Regions from separate parts of the Homo sapiens genome. Here region 2 is linked to region 1. A link is a loop called in an ENCODE intact Hi-C map of the cell type or tissue named here. Cell type or tissue: A673. All regions are shown on one strand. Links, peaks and the distances in the headings refer to the core of each region. The heading gives the core; the rest is flanking DNA.

The links. Hi-C counts contacts between places; a loop is a spot of excess contacts. Peaks named below come from ENCODE experiments on the same cell type or tissue, not always from the same donor. Only the 100,000 strongest peaks of a DNase experiment are listed, where the experiment ranks them.
Region 2: it touches region 1 in a loop (2.4-fold over the local background); 33 of 110 quality-filtered maps call a loop at or near these places.

What each region holds. Positions count from the first base shown.
Region 1 is chr22:37,311,318-37,321,712 of GRCh38, reverse strand. It overlaps LOC105373024 (a long non-coding RNA gene), which reads left to right. Exons shown (of 4, transcript XR_938232.3): 2 at 4,208-4,321; 3 at 9,010-9,120; 4 at 10,136-10,395. CYTH4 (cytohesin 4) reads right to left here. Exons shown (of 13, transcript NM_013385.5): 11 at 10,186-10,257; 12 at 9,539-9,693; 13 at 6,372-8,274. The coding sequence ends at 8,202. Among named protein-coding and RNA genes, the nearest start is that of CYTH4, 34 kb to the right of the region's middle. RefSeq lists enhancers at 2,922-3,779, 10,265-10,395, 9,430-10,395. In A673, for the core only: a CTCF peak has its summit at 4,689 (motif pointing left); a DNase peak (open chromatin) is centred at 4,682.
Region 2 is chr22:37,563,356-37,573,750 of GRCh38, reverse strand. CDC42EP1 (CDC42 effector protein 1) reads right to left here. Exons shown (of 3, transcript NM_152243.3): 2 at 6,939-7,679; 3 at 4,346-5,643. The coding sequence starts at 7,401. The coding sequence ends at 4,931. LGALS2 (galectin 2) reads left to right here. Exons shown (of 4, transcript NM_006498.3): 2 at 1,820-1,902; 3 at 3,016-3,175; 4 at 3,339-3,503. The coding sequence ends at 3,488. Among named protein-coding and RNA genes, the nearest start is that of CDC42EP1, 8.1 kb to the right of the region's middle. RefSeq lists enhancers at 1,637-2,137, 2,138-2,638, 3,278-3,786, 4,123-4,267, 5,276-5,927 and 3 more and a cis regulatory region at 4,188-4,201. In A673, for the core only: CTCF peaks have their summits at 6,048 and 6,258 (motif pointing right); a DNase peak (open chromatin) is centred at 6,270.

The sequences.
Region 1 (10,395 bases), core at 3,346-5,845:
GTTTGTTATATAGATAAACTGCCATGTGAGTTTGGTATACGGATAATTTTGTCACCCAGGTAATAAGCATAATACCCACCAGGTATTTTTTTCTAATCCTCTCCGTCCTCCCACTGTCCACCCTCCAGAAGGCCCCAGTGTCTGTTGTCCCTCTCCTAGTATTCATGTGTCCTCATTATTTAGCTTCCACTTATACGTGAGAACATGCGGTATTTGGTTTTCTGCTCCTGTCTATGTTCGTTTGCTTAGGATAATGGCCTCCAGCTCTAGCCGTGTTGCAACAGAGGACATGATCTCATTTGTTTTTTGGTCTAAGTTTTTCTTCCTCTTCATTGCGCTTTCCAATTTTCTGCAATGAGCATGTTTTATTAATTTTTAAATGGGGGACATTTTCTGAAAAAATCATTTCTTTGGATCAAAGGTTGGTCCCCTCTGGGCTCTTATTTATGAACTGAAAATCCCTTGGGGGAGGGAGAAAGAGAAGAGTTAAGCTTTAGCCTCAAAGGATCACAGGGACTGGAAAGGTCACAGAATTAATCCTGCCCTTCTGCTGGAGCCTTCTAGCTGGTGGCTCCTCCTGGCCTTAGCAATTGGATCAGATGCCTGTTCCTGGTCGTGTGACTCTGGGCAAGTCACAAGCTCTCTGAGCCTCCACGTCCTCATCTGTTAAATGGGAATAATCCTGTTTACCTTGTGGGCTCCTGGGAGGATCAGATGAGATGAAGTATGTTCTACAAATGCCGGCGCCTTCTGCCTCGGTCTTCTTCATGGAGCCTCCGTGCTGGGTGACTTAGGGCGTGTGCCTGAATGTCTGTGACCTTTGATTTCATCATGGAAGAACAGGCAGGGTGCTTTTTTAGGCCAGGGCATTTCTGGATGGGGCTGGAGGCCCCCGTACAGAAGCTGAGAGGGATGGAAAAGGAGAGGGCTTGTAGGCCTTGGTGTTCAGCAGCCGAACAAAAACTTTGAGCCTGGCAACCCCAGACCACGAAGCCAGCCCACCAAAAGCCAAATGGTGAAACCTCTGGAGTCTTAAAGTAGCCCCGGGGACAGGGGTGGTCAGGGAGGGCTTCCTGCAGGAGGAGAGCTGGCAGGATGGCATGGACAGCCCCCATTGCCTTCCATGGTTCTGTCCTGTTCAGAGTCCTTGAACTCAGCCCTCTCGAGGGAGACTCCATCAAGAATATAACAGTGACAGCTAATATCTGCTGACGGCGTGCAGTAGACCAGGTTTACCCAATCCAGTGTCAGTCCACACGGTGCCACTTTGGGGTAGGACTTGGGGAGACTCACCGTGGAGAAAAGTTCGCTGGGTGAATTGGTGGCTGAACCCCATCTGCTCCGGAGGAAACAGCTGTCCTTTCCTTCTCCAGGATAAAGCAGCCACGGGGCACAACTCTTCCAGTCCACAGGGCCACCCAGAATGACCCCAGTTCCTTGCTGCACCTTGTGGATATGTCTGATCTCTACCGTGACCCTATGTCTTGGGGTGCCTGGAGCAGTCCTGGTTTCTGCCTGTTGTCCTGGCGTCCCCTGGAATCCAGATTCCAGCACTCATAGGAAGGGCTATTATGGATGATGAGTTTGTGGTCGCCCTGACACAGGTTTCAGATCAGATGGCGCTGGTTCCATGCCGGCTCAGGTCCTTCTTGGCTGGGCCAGAGTGCGCCTGAGGGCCCTTCTCTGTAAAATGGGGATAGTCACGCCTGCTTAGGGAGTGCTGGAAGGTTGGAAGACAGCATGTAGTGGGAGGCGCTGGCCTTAGCGAGTGCTCCATGGTTGGCGGCTTTGGCCATGACATACTGATGCTGGGCATGGTGGGGGTGGGCCGGGGTGTCCAGGGCAAACCTGGGTCTTTGTGGGTTACTTTTGAGGGTCACGTGCTGTTAAGAACCCACACACTGGGATTGGAACCCAGGCCTGCAGGTGGACCCCAGGACCCAGGTGCCTGCCAGTACACACCACTGAGCCAAGACTAAATGGCCAAGAAAGGGGAGGGGGCGGAATCGGGCAGACAGGGGAGGGAGGGGCAAGTGGGAGAGGTGGGAGTGGGGAGAGGAGGAGGAGATAAGAGGGTGAGAGGGTGCGGAAGAGGAGGTGGGAAGGGCTTTCTGCTGAGCCCAGGACTCTTGTCTAACTCGCAGCTGAAGGTGTCCACGGGGAGGTCCTGCTGCCCCTCTGACGCAGTGTGACCTGTTCACCTCCCCTCCGCCCGACTCCTTCCCCACACCTGCCCTTCGCTGGGCTGTTTCGGGGAATGCTGTCACCTCCCACAAGTCTTAGCCCCGGAGGCCCATCAAGCCTCTTTCCTCCTGTCCAGCGACCGCTCTGTTCCTCCCTCACCTCCTCCAGCCCCCTGTGGCCCACCTAGCCTCCTTAATCCATCCCTTGAGTGGTCGATCCTAGGGGCTATCCCCAGACGGCTTCCAGCCGTCTCTCTCCTGCTTTGAACCCTTTCCTGGCTCCCCGTCACCGTCCTGGTAAAGTCACCCACGCAGGCTGGCCAGTGTGTCTCCGCTTCTGTTGCATTCCAAGTCCAGCTGTTCTAGGCAGGCCTCCTCCAGGCCCACCAAAGAATTCACCGCTTCTCAAATGTGCCAAACTCCTGTGTGGGGGCTCCGTGCTCCAGTCTCCCCAGGCCCCACAGCCCCTCTTCCCTCATCCTTACCGTCGCTCCCAACGCTGTCCCCATAGCGAGGTCACTTCATCCTCCTCCGCCGGCCCTGCCTGCAGACCAGATTCGCCCACGTTTCTCCAGAGCCCAGCGCCCGGCCTGGAACCACCACGGGAAGAGCATGTTCTCCCCAAAGAGGCCCTGTGGAGTCTGGCTTTTCTCCTGGAGGGTGGTTGTTGGATCTTGGGCAGAGGAGGCTGTGCTGTCAGGAAGAAGCCAAAAGGGATGGGACAACATTGCCAGACAGGGAGGGAGGTGGGGCTGGCTCGCGGGGACGGTCCAGAGAGGGTCCCCACTGGGCCAGGATCACATGGCAGTTTGGGGCAAGGCCAGGATTTTGACCCAGATGTGTGTCACTCTCTGGCTTCATTCTTCAGCCATTCTGGGTGCAGTCTGGAGAGTTGGGAGGCATGCAGGAGTGAGTGGCTGGGTCTCTGGTGCCCCTCAGAGGCCAGGCTCTCAGGACACTTGGGGTAGGAGGTGGTCCTCCCATTGAAGGGAAGGAGGGTCTGGAGCCTGCAGTGTCCTGGTGGGAGCAGGCCTGTCTTTGATGCTCACACTTGCAGACCCCTGGGGAAGGCCTGAGTCATCACTGAGCCGGCAAACATATTTAGCTCCTTTTATGTCCCTAATAAATCAATTTCTCCAGGTCTTTCATACCTGCCACTCGACTCGGGCTGCCTGCCCCCATCTCCTGTCCCCTGGCAGCTCTGTGTGCCAGGCTTCAAGATGGAGGGGCTCCTCCTCCCCAGGTACCTGGCAGGGGCCCACTCTGCCTTCTCCAAGCCCCGCTGCCCTGGCCTATTCCAACCCAGAGCCTTCTGTGCCAAGCTAGTCCTCCCTCAGGCTGGGATGTCTCCGTTCAGCAGCCACATTACTGAATGCCCCCTCAGAGCTTCATGCGGCCAAAGCTGCAGCCCCAGAGCTGCAAGGATCCTGCACTGTGCACGCAGCTCAGTCCCAGCCAGCACCCAGCCTCCCTCAACCTTGCATTCTTTTGACTCACTGGGGCTTGTGTTTGGGGCCCAGGGGAGTTCCAGAAATACCTTGCCTCGACCTGCCCTCCTTGTCCTGTCTCCTACTGGCCCCACTGGCTGGAAGGCTCAGACCTCCACTTGGCTTATCTTTCCTGAGCACACCTCTTCCAAGAAGTCTTCCCAGATCTCCCCCACTACCCCACTGCCCACATGAATCTTTCCCCCTCAAATGGCCCCAATTCCATGTTTTTGTAGCTCCATGAATGCATGCCCACAGTCTGCCTTGTGACCATAATAATAGTAGCATGTAACGTCCCAGGAGCTGCCTAACGCTGTTGTTAGCATTTTACATATATTTAATTATTTCCATTTTATAGATGGGAAACCTGAGGCTCAGAGAGCTTAGGAAACCTGCTTAAGGCACAGGGTAGAGGTGAGCCTTCACCATGGCCCTCTGGGTGGCTCTGACGGCTACGTCACCCCCCCGCCCCGTGCCCTGACACAGTAATGGCTTTCGTGGTACCTGCTCATCTTCCTCCCCCGCCATCCCTTCCAGGGCAGGAGCTGTGTTGCAGCGGTGCCTGTTGCATGTGGAAGTCTCCCTTCAAGGTTTGCATCATGGAACTCACCTGGCCCAACCTCTCAGGGAGGAAAATTCCAACCAGAGAGGGTAAGCAACTCGTTCGGGGCCCCACAGCCAGAAAGCAAGAGTGCGCGAATCTCCCAGTGCCAGGCCCAATGCCAGCCCCAGCAGGGGTGACTGTGCCCAGCACGAGTGGCGGGGAGGCCCATGCTTGTTTGTGTCCATGGGTGTCTACTGGGCTGCTCGAGCCCTTGGGCCCTGATAGACCAGATGTCTCCCCCTTTAGGACGTCCAGGCCAGGGCTCTACTCCGGACAGAGACCCCGTCCCTGCAAGGGACAGCCAGTCAGCCCTGTCCAGCCCCGTCCAGCCCTGTCCAGCCCTGTGCAGCCAGTCCAGCCATTCTGACTGCAGCGTTGAAACCTCTTATCCACGTGTGGTGGGAGCCCCCTGCTGACCAGAGTGAGGAGTGGCAGAATGGCAGGAAGGTGAGCAGACATGCCCTGGAGAGACTCAGGGGGCCAGTGAGTCAGAGCCCAGCTCTCCATGCTCCTGGCTTGTGATGTGGCCTCTCCAGGTACTCCTGCATCTCCTGGAGGCACCAACGTTCTCATAGCTCTCTAGGCCTCTGGACATTTGCACCTGCTGATGCTGAGACCCAGAGGGCCTTTTATCAGTTAACTTCAGGTGAACTAGCAGTTATTGTGCACCTATTGTGTGCTGGGCACTCTGAGTATGTGCAAGGTCTGGCCCACAAGGAGCTCACAGTTCAGTGTGGGGCAGACATGAAGTGAGCTCACTGCATTATCAGGTGCGTGTCCTGTCCCCAGCCTGGCTGCCAATACTTGAGCACCCTCCTCAGAGAAGCCTCCCCGGATTGCCCTCTGCCCAGCCCAGCCCAGCCCAGCCCTCCACTGCCTGCTCTGCGTCCTCTGGAACAGCGTGTGTTCAGTACTGCAGGGATGTGAGCCCCATGCAGGCAGGGATTCGGCCTTGTTGTACCAGTGTCTGGGACAGTGCCTGGCACAACGTAGGTGCTCCATAAACATTTGTGGGATGTACAAATAAATGAAGGTTATTGAATTCAAGCTCCTCCGTTACCCACCAAGTGATCCTTGGAGCAGCAGTGCTTGCACTCCTCCAGCAACGGGGAACATTCTACTCACCTCCCGTGGCAGCAGGCTCTTTCTCTCTCTCTCTTTCTGTCTGTCTGTCTGTCTGTCTCTCTCCCTCCCCGCTCCTTCCTTCCTTCCTTTCTTTTTATTTTGAGACAGAGTCTCACTCTGTTGCCCAGGCTAGAGTGCAGTGGCATGATCTCGGCTCACTGCAACCTCTACCTCCCAGATTCAAGCAATTTTCCTGCCTCAGCCTCCCAAGTAGCTGGGATTACAGGCTTGCACCACCACGCCTGGCTAATTTTTTGTATTTTTAGACGGGGGGTCTCACCAGGTTGGCCAGCCTGGTCTCGAACTCCTAACTTCAGGTGATCTGCCCGCCTTAGCCTCCCAAAGTGCTGGGATTACAGGCGTGAGCCACCACGCCTGGCTCTTTTTTTCTTTTGAGATGGAGTCTTGCTCTGTCACCCAGGCTGGAGTGCAGTGGCACCATCTGGGCTCAATGACACCTCCGCCTCCCAGGTTCAAGCAATTCTCCTGCCTCAGCCTCCTGAGTAGCTGGGACTATAGGCACCCACCACCACGCCCAGCTAATTTTTGTATTTTTAATAGAGACGGGATTTCACCATGTTGGCCAGGCTGGTCTCGAACTCCTGACCTCAAGTGATCCTCCCACGTCGGCCTCCCAGAGTGTTGGGATTACAGGCGTGAGCCACCACGCCTGACCGGCAGCGGCTCTTTCTATCGTTAGACAGCATTGCCTGCTGGAAAGTCCTTTTGCCTTTCCCTGGGCTTGTCAGAACCAGCTTGCCTGCACCTGCTCTGTGGAAGCCCCATTGGCTGTCCAGCCCCTGGGGATGGCTCCTGTGCCAGTGTTCCGGGGATGGGGTCGTAGGGCCCTCTGAGTGACCAGCCTCCCTGCCTGGCCCTCCTGCCCTCCACTGGGAAAGGGACGGAGGTGGAGGGCCCGGTGGGGTCAAGGTGGCAGCCGCAGTCACAGAGAGGACAGAGCCCACTCACGAGTTGGATCAGGAGTTTTATTCTCTCTTTGGAATGACTCCCAGAACAGCCACTTATGCCCAGAAAATCCATGATCCCATCTCCTCCATGATGGAGGAAGCTGAGGACCAGAGAGGGGAAGGGAGTAGACTAAGGGAGTAGCCAGTGCATCCCAGGAGCAGGACAGAATCTCTGACCCCTGACCCCTAGCCCAGTGCTCCTTCCACCACCCCTGGCTGCTCCTTCATGGACCAATGAGGTGACAGAGGCAGGGCCTAGTTCACAGGCTGACAAGAATCTGCGGATGTCCTCAGATGTCCCACAAGGTGTCCTCCTGCAGACGCCCAACCCAGACCTTGTCTGCTGCAATATCACTACCAGTGCTTGCAGACCTCCAGAGACAGGAGTCTCACCACCTCGCAAGGCAGCTACTCCATCCTGACCCTGTGGAAGGTGTGCAAATGTGGGGGTGGGTGGGGACGAGGAGAGGTGCCTCGCGAGCTGCGGTTCCTTCTGGGGGATCCACCTGCTTCCTTGCCCACTCAGGCTGGCAGTGGGGCAGAGGCGGCCACATTTCCTGTTCCCCTGCCAAGGAATTTCCCTCCAGGGGCTCCCCTGGGCCTGTGTGAGGGGGTGAGAAGTGTTTCCTGTTAGTGGACTCCTCCTCCAGGCCAGGCCTCCCTGGAGACAGAGCTGGCTGCCCGGGTACTGGAAGTCAGCTCTACTCTGATAATACTTCTGCAGAGGGTCTCGAGATGCTGGGACCCGCCGGGCTGCCCTTTATCACCATGGGACTGCTCGTCAGTGGTCTTGCAGGAAAGCCATGGCCAAGACTCTCTCTCTCCAAGCATGAGCTCTGTGTTACTTTCTGGCTCAGCCACTGCCTCCAGGCAGCCCTCCTGTTAACCACAGTGCACGAAACTCTCCCTTCTTGGCTTCTTGGATATAGCACCCATCCTGCTTGAGTCCCATCTGTCTGGGATGTTCTCCGTCATTTTCTTGAGGGTCCCACCTGCTCCTCTCCCCGAAATGGACATCCTGGAAGGTGGAGTCTATACTGCTTTTCTCTCCCCAGCAACGTTGAATCCGGAGTCAGCCTGGGCTCCGCAAACAACGGCTGCCATCTCCAGCTGGAAGCTGGAGCACAGGGCTAGCAGGGGCCAATACGTTTCTAGTCCAAACACTGCAGTTTTGCAAGAACTAGAGAATGGGCATGACTTGGCAGAGGGCACACAGCGAGTCAGAGGCAGAGCTGGGACTGAGCTCGTGGGGTCCGGGCTCCTAGGGCAGTGCTCCCGGGGTTCTGTCCCGGGGTCCTGTCCGTGGGTCTGAGCTGTGTGTGTGCTGAGCTCTCTCAGGCAGAGAGGGCCAAGCCCAACCCGAGGACAGGGGAGGGGTTGGCAGAGATATCCCTGAAAAGGAAGAGCCTTGCCAGGGAGAAGAATCACTTAGGGACCCCACGGCCCCTCCTACGTTGAGGGCTGACAGCATCTAAGTGCAGAGAGCGCCTTCAGAGCCGAGGACACCGAAGTCCAGAGAGAAGAGAAGTTGCAGCATTCTGGGGCTGGTTTTCCTCTGGCTGCTCTCCTCACCCCTTCCTGTAGTGCACGTAGGGCAGGGGCCTGCAGCTGGGTGCCCAGGCCAGGGGGCCTCATTGCTGGACTCTGAGCCCACTGCAGCTCCCACCCACCCTCCTGAGCTCTGCCTTCCCCTCTAGAGTCAGCTCGAGGTAACGGGGAACAGCAATGATGTCTGTGGCCCAAAAGAGTGCACTGGGGTGGGAGGTGGGTCTCCAGGTGCTGCAGGCGATGGGACTCTCAGGGTGACCAGCCCCCAGTGCCACCTCCAGGAATCTCACTGCTTGCTGGCAATCTTCTTCTTCCGAGTAGAGACCAGGTCGTAGAAGGGGACACGGGTGATGCTGGCTCTAGAATGAGTGGGAGGAGAGATTTCAGGGCTGGACTGGCCGTCAAGGTGGTCTGCTCTCCCAGGGCTTGTATCAGGGGCATGGGATTCCCAGGGAGGTGTCAGCCTGCTCTGCCGCGGGGGAAAGGCCAGATGGCCCCAACAAAGGCTGTGCCAGGGTAAGTCCAGACTTGTAAGCCTAACCCAGTGTCCCATGGGCAGGGCCAGAGTGGGTGAGGCCTCCGATCAGGAGCTGAGAGCCTTGGGAATTCTACTCCCAAATGTCTCTGGGCCCCTCTCCAGGCTCCCACTGGCGACCTTCGGAAGGTGATGGGAAGAGCTTGGGGTGGAGCTGGCAGACCTGCCTGTTGGACCCTGCTCTGTCCCTGGTTCTGTGGCCTGGGCAGGTCCCTCCCATCTCTGGGCCTCAGTTTCCTCATGTGTAAGATGGAGGTGAGAATGGGTCTGCCTGGCAGCCTCACAGGCTCACAAGGCCCAGGGGAAAAGACCCTGCAAGTCCCCGGGACACGGCCCCTGCCCAGCAACCACTTCAGCCTTCCTCTGGCCACCAGGCCTCACCCTTGCCAATATCTTGGGCTGGCTCAGAGTCAAGCCTTGAGCAGGCTTGCCATCTTGCCCTTTACCAGATGCATCTTCCTCATGTCTCTCCTGTTGGTGGCACCACAGAACCAGTCCCTACACTTTGGCTTTCCTCACCCAGCCACCCCTCCCTATTTATGAGTCTATGGCTCCCCAGTGCCCCAGGAGAAACTGAAGCTCTTCACCACGGTGGCTGTGGCTTTGTCATGCTCAGCAGTTTCAGCTCCCACACTGCTTAGCCTCACTCGGACTCCGGGATGCTGTGCAGGTAGGCCGCCTGCTGGTTGCCCACATGGGTCCGGGTCCTTTTACCTGGAAGTTTATCTGGAAAGCCCTTCCCTCCACCTCCACCAGGTCCTTCCCAGGCCACTTTGGATAGTGATGCCAACAAGAGCACTCACCACGTGCCAGGCAAGGGCGGGGCAAGAACTTTATGTGCAACTCTTTGCTCTATTCTCCCACCAACCCCATGCAGGTGGTCTCTCCTTTCCCTGTGTCCTGGGGCCTGGCCTGGTGCCAGGCACACAGAAAGTACCCATGGAATACGGGTGGAAGGGGTTTGCCAGCCAGAAACAGGAGGGAGAGACTGGAGTTAGCCCCTTTACAGATAAGGAAGCAAGACCCAAAAGAAGCAGGGCCTTCTGGAAGGTGACGGGAAGCCGTCCCCAGACCTGGGCACCCCTTACCGGATGGACTCGATCCACTGGTCACGTTCCTCGGCACTGGTGGCTGAGATGCGGTACGATTCGTGCTTGCCCTCCACCACCCTGCCGTCGCCATCGGTCTTGCAGGCCTTGATTTTCTGGCCTCGGCAGCTAGGGTTGTAGAGCTCCAGGCAGAACTGTGGGGAGGTGGCCAGGCAAGGGTGGGAAGAGAGGGAGGCTGGGTGGGCCCTCCAGGAGGCTCAGAGAAGCCCAGACGCTAGTGTCCCTGATCAGCGTGACAGCCCTACGACAGGCGAAGGGGCAGGAGCTGCTGCTCCCACACTGAGCACTCTCTCTGTGGCAGGCTCCTGAATCCACCATCCTCCCTAAAGTCCCCACGTGACATGTGGGCTCACTGAGGTTCTGAATGGAGTGGAGCTTACTCGGGGCCATCCAGCCAGTCGGGCTGTGTGGGACAACAGGGGACAACCACGTCCTTGGACCCACATTGACCTTTTCTCACTGTCCATGGCCCCAGGAGGGAGAGAAGGCAGCCCTGAGCCACAGGGAAGGTGTAAGGGGCACAGCCTGGCTTCCTGGAGAGCCCAGCCTCAGGCCCTCTCCCCACGTTCTGTTTAGGAAATTTCCCAGTGGCTCCAGCCTCGGGATCCTGCAACCTGAACACCTACTGGCTTCTTGGGGTCATCCACCTTCTGCACCGAGAGGTTCTCAAGAGGTATAATTCCCCGTGGCTCCTTGTCCTACAGGGAAAGGGGAAGGAAGGTCAGGGTCAGGAAGCGGAACCCTGAGGCCCAAGGCAGGGTGTGAACGTGTGGGGTTCCCCAAACTCAAAGAGGAGCGTGCTCATCTTCCGAGACTGTCCAGTCATAGGGGGACGG
Region 2 (10,395 bases), core at 5,102-7,601, 250 kb before region 1:
CAAAAAAACAAAAAAAAAAACAAAAAAAGAAAAGGAAAGTAAAACAATAAATGATGGTGGTCCTGTGATTTGCTGTTGGTCTACGTGAGGCCCTGTGCATGGGATTTCACAAACATGTTCTTGAATCCTCTCAAAACCAGCTTGAAGGTTGGTGGTGTCTCCCTGGTGTGACAGGGTCTGTCATACAGCTGGCATTCAGCAACAACAACAACAAAAATAGAAATGGGAGTCTCGCTATGTTGCCCAGGCTGGTCTCCAACTCCTGGGCTCAAGTGACCCTCCTGTCTCAGCATCCTGAGTAGCTGGAATACAGGTACACACTTCCACACCCAGGCTATCAACTGTTTTTTAAATGAATAAATCAAATTAGTCAATTTTACAGAAGGGGAAAGTGAGGCTTGGAGAGAGACTTTGATGGACATAGGACTTGCGGAGTTTTATAGATTCTTAGTTTTTGTTCGTTTGTTTGTTTTTGTTTTTGAGACAGAGTCTTGCTCTGTTGCCTAGGCTGGAGTGCAGTGGCGTGATCTTGTCTTACTGCAACCTCTGCCTCCCAGGCTTAAGCCGTTCTCCTGCCTCAGCCTCCCAAGTAGCTGGGACTATAGATGCGTGCCACCACACCTGGCTAATTTTTGCATTTTTAGTAGAGACAGGGTTAAATGTTAGGCAGACTGGTCTTAAACTCCTGACCTCAGGTGATCTGGCTGCCTCGGCCTTCCAAAGTGCTGGGATTACAGGTGTGAGCCACTGTGCCCGGCCTTTTTTTTTTGTTTTTCTTTGAGATGAAAAGTCACTCTTGTCGCCCAGGCTGGAGTGCAATGGTACGATCTCAGCTCATGGCAACCTCCGCTTCCAGAATTCAAGCAATTCTCCCGCCTCAGCCTCCCAAGTAGCTGGGATTACAGGCGCCCGCCACCATGCGCAGATAATTTATTTTATTTTATTTTATTTATTATTATTATTATTATTATTATTATTATTTTTGAGATGGAGTTTCGCTCTGTCGCCCAGGCTGGAGGGCAGTGACGCGATCTCACCTCACTGCAAGCTCCGCCTCCCGGGTTCACACCATTCTCCTGCCTCAGCCTCCCGAGTAGCTGGGACTACAGGCACCTGCCACCACACCCGGCTAACTTTTTGTATTTTTAGTAGAGATGGGGTTTCACCATGTTAGCCAGGATGGTCTCGATCTCCTGACCTCGTGATCCGCCCGCCTCGGCCTCCCAAAAGTGTTGGGATTACAGGTGTGAGCCACCGCGTCCGGCCAATTTTTTTATTTTTAGTAGAGACGAGGTTTCACCATGTTGCCCAGGCTGGTTGCTAACTCCTGACCTCAGGTGATCAGCCCGCCTCGGCCTCCCAAAATGCTGGGATTACAGGCGTGAGCCCCTGCACCTGGCCAGATTTAGTTTTGGGTGGGCCAAGATCTTGTGCCTCTGATACAGTCATTTTCCATATCATATTTTTGTTTCTGGGGTTCTGCTGAGGGCAGCGTGATTTCATCACTTGAACACTTTGCGGAACTGGGCAGGAAGCACTCTGCCCATTTCATAGATGGGCAAACTGAGCCTCCGTCCTGTGCCTCTTCGGGTTGGGGTGGATAAGAGCAAAACAGGGCAGGGAGTGGGGAAGCTCTGGGAGGCCTTGATCAGAGCGCTCTGGCTCTGCCACTTTCCAGCTTGGTGGTCTCCTGCGTCCTCACGTGGGCAGGGGGATTGAGACCTGCAGCTGGGTTGGCATGAGGTGGATGAAGCTGCTGGGCAAGTGTGGGATTGATTTTCTGTGGGGACTCGAGTGGAATGTTTCTCTGTTGGCCCAGGGGGAACTTGAGGTTAAGAACATGGACATGAAGCCGGGGTCAACCCTGAAGATCACAGGCAGCATCGCCGATGGCACTGATGGGTGAGCAAGGTTTCAGGGTTGGGGGAGTCTGCAGGCCCGGAATAGGCAGGGCGGGTGGGGCAGGCAGGGCAGCCCTGTGAAGTGCTCAGGCAAGAGGGACGTCAGGCCAATGGGCCCTTTTTCACACCCTTCTCCCCACACCCCTGCTGGCCCCCACTTCATGTCTGAGGCTAGGTTTGGGGACCTGCAGAATTTCAGAGTTGATGCCATATGCTCTATTCTTTTGCCCCAACAGCCATTGAAGGGGCAGGTGGAGAAGCCCCTGGAACTCTGTCTGGCCCCCTGCGGGGCAGGTGCCTCTAGGGAACGCCCAAATCCCCAGAGACACCACCCTCTTTACCCAGCAGAATGGCCACAGGCTGGCATTTCATGAGCATTAAACCAGGGCAGCCACCAGGGGAGGCTGAGTGGTCTCGCTGGCATCCTCTTGGTTAGAACCAGCGGCCTCACCACCTCCGTGAGTCACAGTCCAGCGAAAGGCTCTCTCGCCTGCAGAACATGTCAGCGCATCTTGGAACTGTGCTTTATCTACTTTTGGTTAGAGAGGGGGCGGGCAGGTGCATGCCATAGGAGCTAAGGGAAAAGTGACTTATTTCTCCTACTTGGGTCCCTCAAGTTTGTCAAAATGTGTGATACCCTTGGTCTGAGACTCCCAAATGAAGACACCCCATGACCCAGAATGCCCCACTTTCAGGAACCCTGCAGGTCTAGCCCAGGCTCCTGTAGTGATCTTGCCAAGAAGTCATACAACCCCGGTTGCACACCCATAGTGACAGGGAGCTCACCACCTTAGGTTGGCTGCTGGTGGCTAAATTTAATAGGTCTTCAGATATCTAAGAGATAGCATTTCTCTCTCCCAGGAGAGCCACCCCCAATTCCCGAAGCTGTCACTATCAGTTACCCTTCTCTCAACAGCGTGATCCCTGCTCCAAATGGAATGTGCTACCACAGTGCTAAGTCTGAGCAGGTTGTTACCTCCCTTGTTTTAAGGCACAGATCTCAACTAACACAAGCTTTGATTCTTCCAGCTTGTGGTCAACCAAGGTCCTCCAACCCAAGCTGCTTTATCCAGGCCTGAGCCCTGAACCTCACCTGCTACCCCTTCTCCTGCAGCTTTGTAATTAATCTGGGCCAGGGGACAGACAAGCTGAACCTGCATTTCAACCCTCGCTTCAGCGAATCCACCATTGTCTGCAACTCATTGGACGGCAGCAACTGGGGGCAAGAACAACGGGAAGATCACCTGTGCTTCAGCCCAGGGTCAGAGGTCAAGGTGAGGTCAAAGGGGGAAAGGGCACTGGGGTGATGTCAAGGGGAGGGCCCAGATGGAAGAGAGCCTGGCCTGGACACAGGTGCTGGCCTTGTTTGAGCCATCAGGCACTGCCCTGGCCCATTTCCAGGGCCTCCTGCCTCCTTGACACCCTCCCTCCCCACAGTTCACAGTGACCTTTGAGAGTGACAAATTCAAGGTGAAGCTGCCAGATGGGCACGAGCTGACTTTTCCCAACAGGCTGGGTCACAGCCACCTGAGCTACCTGAGCGTAAGGGGCGGGTTCAACATGTCCTCTTTCAAGTTAAAAGAATAAAAGACTTCCAGCCGAGATTCTCTGTCCTGGTTCTTCTTCCGAGTCACACCAGGATCAACAGAGCTTGGGTGTGTTCCCCTATCCCTACCTGCAGTTCCTGCCCCAGGGCTAAAAGCAAACAAAATAATCTGTTTTTATCGAGTCTTCCTGTGGCAAGAACTGTGGCTTGTGACTCCTTTCTCTCTTGGGTCCCTCAAGTTTACAAAAACATGGGATACCCCTGGTCTGAGGACCTCTGAATGAAGGCACCCCATGATCCAGAATGTCCTGCTCTCAGGGATCCTGAGGTCCCGTAGTGATCCTGCCTCCTGCCACACATCCTCTGGTTGCATACCTGTAGTGACAGGGAGTGCACCACCTCACGTTAGCTGTTTGTGGCTAAATTTAACCGGTCTTCCGATACCTAAGGAGGGCATTTCTCTTTCCGTGCATTTTAATGCTCCTGGCATTTTCATAATACTGAGGAGGAAACAGATATGAGGACACCCGGCTGCCATGTTGGGAGGCTGAGACATGCTCCCAACAGTCCTACGCACTTGCTTCTGTCTACTTGCCCCCACTATCGCCAGAGCAAATGCCATGCTGCCCTGTGGGATTATGGGGCAGACACGAGTCCCAGGCACCTGGGCCAGGGGCTGTTCCCGGAACTGCAGATAAGGGCTCCCACCTGGGCCTCTTATCTCAGGGGCGTTCCAGCCTGGTTACTCATTACCCTCCCCTTGGCGCGTCCACTTCCCTTCCCTGCTGGGGGCCTTGATGGGGGATCCTTGGCTTTCTAAACTCCCTGGAGGGGAGGGGACTGAAGCAGACAGAGCTGATGCTGTTGTCCCAGGTCCCCAAGCATCTTGCAGGACACCTTTTATCAAAACAGCCTTATTTAATCAGGCCCCAGAGGCAAGTCTGGGGTATACAGGCAGGTGGGATTCCTCCCCGGGAGGTCATACCTGACCTTTCTGGGGTAAGAGGGAGGCTGGGGCGGGGATGTTGGGGAAGCGGCCTGGGAGACGGCTGTCAGGGTTGCAGCAGGGACGCTCTGGGATGAGCTGGGGGCAGGCGGTCCCTTTGGGAGGTGAGACAATGGCCCTGTGTGGTACACTCCCTGCCCCCCACCCCCCACGGGCCGCTTGGTCTGGCACAAAGGACACACTGTGAGGCTGGGTCCTCCAGCTGGTGGGGGTGGCATGGAGTGGGGCCTAAGGAACAGCTATTAGGTCCAGAGTGGCAGTCGGGGGAGGTGGTCAGTTTGGCAGGGCCTCTGGGAGCATAAAAGTCCCAGAGCAAGCCTGGCCTTCCCTGTCCTCCCTCCCATGTCTGTCCTGCAGAGGTGGGGAGGGGTTTAGGGGCAACATGACTTCTCCCCTCTCCGGTCTGGTAGGAACCAGCTGTTAGGTGAGGGGCCGGCTCTGCACCTAGGTGGGGCCCTGGGACCGTGCCCCAGCCCCTCACACCTTGACCTCATCATCCTCCTCAGCATCCGCAAATTCAAAGGTGTTTGCTTGCACTGTGCTGGGCACTGGGGTCCTGCTGCCTGCCTGGGGCGCCCTCCACTCTTCGTCCAGGCTCTCCCAGGAGGCCCGGGCTTGGGGCAGCACCTCCACCCGCTCCTGCCGCGCATCCATCTCTGGGTAGTGGTGGCCGCCATCCCAGCCTGCTCCCCAGTGCCTGCCGAGGGCAGGGCCAGCAGGTCCTCGGGGACCCCCTCCCACTGGGCTGGACTTCACCTCAGCCACTGGGCCCAACCCAGCTGTTACCCCATTGGGACAGTGTCCATGGGGTGTGGAGCTTGCGGCAGGGGCTGGGGGATTTGCAGCAGGACCCGTGGGGGTTGCGGCAGGTGCTGAGGGGTTTGCAGCAGGCGCTGGGGGGTTTGCAGTAGTGGCTGGGGGGTTTGCAGCAGGACCCGTGGGGTTTGCAGTAGGGGCTGGGGGGTTTGCAGCGGGGGCTGGAGTCTCAGCTGCAGGGGCTTCTGGGAGGCTCATGACCCCTAGCAGCTCGCTGAGGAGTGAGGGCCCAAGGTCGAGGTCCAGGCGGAAGGACAAGAGAGAGTCAGAGCGGCGAAGCCCGGGCTCAGAGGGGAAGGAACCATCCCGGTCTCGGTCATGCGGCTTTTCCGAGCGGGGCAGGCGGGAGATGGTGCAGAACCCAGAGTCCAGGCCTAGAAGAGAAATGGGCAGTGGGCTCAGAGCTGGGGTCCCTCACCAGGAATTCAGGAGGGGAGACAGGACCAGTCCTGGCTTGCTGTGTGGCCTCTGGCTAGTCCCTCCCCTCTCTGGCCTCGGTTTCTCCCATCTTTCCAATAGAATACACTCCATGGTCACCTGTGTGATCTTCCTGTCTACCCCGAAAGCTGAAAATCATCATTATCCTCATTTCCATTATGCAGATGGGGAAAGTGAGGCTCAGTTTGGGATGGGGCGAAGGAGCTAGCCCAAGGCCATAGAAGTCTGACGAGGTGGAATCAAGTCTGGAGCTCAAATCTCCTCTCAGTCCCAACTGTGACCTCAGCCATGGCCACCGGCTCCCTGCCATGACGCTGGCCGATGGCTGCAGGTGAACCCATAGCACGTGAGCTGGTTTGTGGACACAGGATGGGACCAGCAATCAGGGTCTGACTGTATAGAAATGAAGGACAGACATGTCCAGCCCCTGCTTCCAGGACTACAGACCTGAGACAGAATCGGGTTTCTGTGGACCAGTCCTCAGTGCGGTTCTGAGCAGCCGCCTGGGGCAGGGGTGTTAGAGCCACTCCCGCAAGGCAGGGAGTGGCCACCAGGTGGCAGCAGGGGCCCATGGTTCTCAGGTGAGCTCTGACCGAACGGCCAAGGTGGCACTTCTGGCTGGGCAGGAAGGCCTGTGGCTTGCGGTTCCTGTGAGTGGTTTCCCAAATTTGTCGAGTTACAGGAAACCAAGTTCAGATAACAACAGCTCCAGTGTCCTGAGCACCTACTAAGTATCAGCCCCCCTGCGCCTCTCCTGGCACTGAATCTTAGCAATGACCCCGAGAGACTCATTATCCAGGCGAGGACTTGAACTTATAGAGGTCAACTGACTTCCTGAAATTCAGGCAGAACTGGATTGGAATCTAGAGCCCAGGCCCTTCACCTCTCCATGATATCATTCCGACATGAGGGGAAGGCTTTGGTTGAAGGGGGCAAGAATGGGTGGGTGACTGGTTCAGCTAAGGCCCAGAGAGGGGGATGTGCTTGCCCAGGTCACACAGCAAGTGAGGGGCAGCTAGAATTCAAACTCCACCTCCTCACTCTCAACCTCAGGTGTTTTGGGGAGTCAGCTTGTTCCCACCACTGCACCCCCTCCCCATCCATGATGTGGGGTCTGGGCCTGACCTCTGTGGTCACTTGGAGCTCACTTGGAGCTTGGAGGAGCCACTGAACCCCTCTGGGCCTCAGCCTCAGCCTCTGAAAAGTGGGCCAAGATGGCCCAGGCCCTCACCGTAGCTGGAGTGGCCGTCCGTGGAGCTGGTGGGGCTGCTGTCGAAGCTGAGCTTGCCAACCACGAGGCTGTCGTAGGCGGCCTGGTTGAGCTGGGGCAGGGAGATGGCGTTCTTGATGATGGGGGAGATGGCCGGTGGAGCCGGGGAGGGTGCAGGGGGAGATGCCATCCTCCGGGGGGGCGCCCCCACCCTCCGCACCAGCTGCAGCTTCTTGGCCAGGAAGCTGCGGGGTGAGCGATGGGTGCTCCCGGAGCTGCCACCGTGGTTGCTGAGGAAGGACGTGTCCCCGAAGACATCCCCGCCACGGCCCACATGCATGGTGTGGCGGAAGTCCCCGAGTGGGTGGCTGATCATGTCTGCAGTCAGCCGCCTCTTTCCCTGTGAACTGGACACCCAGCCCACAGGCGAGAGCTTGCCCAGGCTCATGGTGGCGGCGCCTCTGCCCCCCTGGGGGCCGGGCATCAGCTCTGGCTGCTCACAGCTGCTAGTCCATGCCTACCAGGGGCCGGGGGAGGGAGGTGGGCTGGGCTTGGGATGGCTGCTCAGCTCCTTTGCCCTGGCGGAAGCTGTAAATGGCACTCTCCTAAGGTGAGGTCCCCAAATGCAGAGGCTGTGGGGGGTTCATGGCTCGTCTCTCCCAGGGGCCCGGCTCCCAGCCCCTCAGAAGCAGCTATAGATGTTCAAGCGCAGAGAAAGCACCCCCGAGGTGGTCGGCAACTCTCCTGCCCAGAGGTGGAGACCTGGAAGGAAGACAGAATGGGCGGTGACGGCAGGCCCGCGACAGAGGAGGAAATCCGGGGTCCAAACATTAGCAGCTGAAGAGGATAGATGATCACACCCAACTACACGGATGGAGGCCTCCAACTGACGCGGGGCAGAAGCTAGGCACACGGGGACCCAAGTGAGTCTGTGTATAGAAAGTTCAAGAACACAGCCGGGTGCGGTGGCTCATGCTGGTAATCCCAGCACTTCGGGAGGTTGAGGTGGGTGGCTCACCTGAGGTCAGGAGTTCGAGACCAGCCTGGCCAACATAGAGAAACCCCGTCTCTACTAAAAATACAAAACTTAGCCGGACGTGGTGGTGCGCACCTGTAATCCCAGCTACCCAGGAAGCTGTGGCAGGAGAATCACTTGAACCTTGGAGGCAGAGGTTGCAGTGAGCCAAGATCACATCACGGCACTCCAGCCTCGGCAACAAGAGCAACATTCCGTCTCAAAAAAAAAAAAAAAAAAAAAAAAAAAAACAAGGAAGTTCAGTAACAGGCAAAACCAATTGATGCTATTAGCAATCAGAATGATGGCAGCCTCTGAGCAGGTACTGACTGAATAGGGGACAAATAATTCATTGAGCTATACACTTAAGCCATGTATCAGGAAAAAATAGAAGCACTCATTCACTCATTCTAAGTCTGAGCAACATAATGAGACCTGGTTTTTACAAAAAAATTTTAAAAAAATTAGTTGGGTGTGGTGGTGTATGCCTGTGGTCCTAGCTACTCAGGAGGCTAAGAAGGGAGGATCCTTTGAGCCTAGGAGGTCAAGGCTGCAATGAGCCATGATTGTGTCACTGCACTCCAGTCTGGGAGACAGAGCAAGACCTTGTCTCAAAAAAAAAAAAAAAAAAAAGGAAAAAAAAAAGAAAGCACTTATTCTGCAGGGCCCACTTATGAAGCACTTACTAAGTGCCAAGACCTCACCCGCCTCATCGTTTAAACCCATACAATACTCCTGAGGGGCTGGGCGCGGTGGCTCACGCCTGTATTCCCAGCACTTTGGGAGGCCAAGGCGGGTGGATCACGAGGTCAGGAATTAGAGACCAGCCTGGCCAACATGGTGAAACCCCGTCTCTACCAGAAATACAAAAAATTAGCTGGGCGTAGTGGCGGGCGCCTGTAATCCCAGCTACTCAGGAGCCTGAGGCAGGAGAATTGCTTGAACCCGGGAGGCAGAGGTTGCAGTGAGCCGAGATTGCGCCACTGCACTCCAGCCTGTGCGACAGAGCGAGACTCCGTCTCACAAACAACAACAACAACAAAAACATTACTCCTGAGGGCAGCATGAGATTAGAGAGGGGAAACTGAGGCACAAAGTGACGTAACTTGCCTGAGGCTACGTAGTAAGAAATGGTGAAACAGGCCCCACATCCCAGAGCCCTGGAGCCCCAGGCTACACTGCCTCCTGCTGAGTAACTGAGTAAGTCACCTCCCTTCTCTGTGCATTAAAATCTCTGCCACGCAGCGAAGCCAGGAGGGAGCAGACACCTCACCAAAGCTTTGTGAAGCTGGGTAAACAGCCAGAGCAGAGGTTCCTCTGAACCATCCACCTTCAAGGAGCTTCCTGGAATAAGGATCCTGTGGTCAAAAGTGGCTTTTTCCAGCTGCCTCCTCCATGCGTGAGCATATTCAAGTCTCTGAGAAGGCCCGCAGGAAAAGACTTTATCACAGTTTGTCAAACTGACGTAGGAGCCTTGCTGTCAGGGAGCAAGCTTTGGAAAAAGCTCAGCTGGTGCCAAAAGCTATTTCTTGTGCATCTCTCCTTCCTGATTCCCCACCCCCACCATACACACACACACATCCTCCCCTGCTCCAGCTTCTCTAAGCATCTCTTGTTCTGACCCCTTTCCTTCTAGTGTCATACAAAGTCCAGGCTAGAGCGCACCTGTGATCCTATGCTTTTCCTGTGGCCCACTGAGGGCAAAGCTGGCTAGAGGTCAGATCCACAGAGCTAGTTGAGACTTGAACTCAGAGCCTCTGACTCACATAAGCCCTTGACTGGCTTGTGGAGCCCAGTCTCGCCTCCCGAGATCGGCAATGCACTTGGAGGGTGGGGAGGCCGCCTGGATTTTCCTGCCTTTCTCCCTTGGGCATCTAGCTTGGGCTCTGCACTTAACAAGTGCCAAATCAATGCCAGCTGAATCACAGATCTCCATGATAACCTGCATGCCAAAACATCACCCTGGCCCCTTCTGAGAGTGGGAGGGCAGGCTGGGCTCTGTGTCCTCACAATGTGACCTTGGGCAAGTCACTTACCTACACAGACCTGGGACCTCAGCTGATAAAAGTCAATAATGATCCTTAAGAACACCTATGTCTGCGGCTCAGCCTTCTTCCTTTTTTAAAACCATTGCTGCCACCTCCAAGCATAGAAATCTCAATACTGCCCTTCTAATGTTATTTGAAATTCAAAATAGGTTAAATAACAAGATAAGAACAAAGAAGCCAATAGGACAAAGCTTGCTTTGTTTTCTGACTACATTCTCTTCCCTTCCCACCATCTGATCCTCCCCCAACCCTAACTCCTCCCCCTCGTGGGGGGGAACTTCTGAATCATCTTCTTCCCTCCCTGGCACCCCCGGCACCGAGAAGTCCTCGTGGAATGTTTGCTGAAGTTCTGAAGCGATCCACAGTTGGCCAACCATTACATGATGTCATCTGATTCTCCAACAACCCTGCAAAG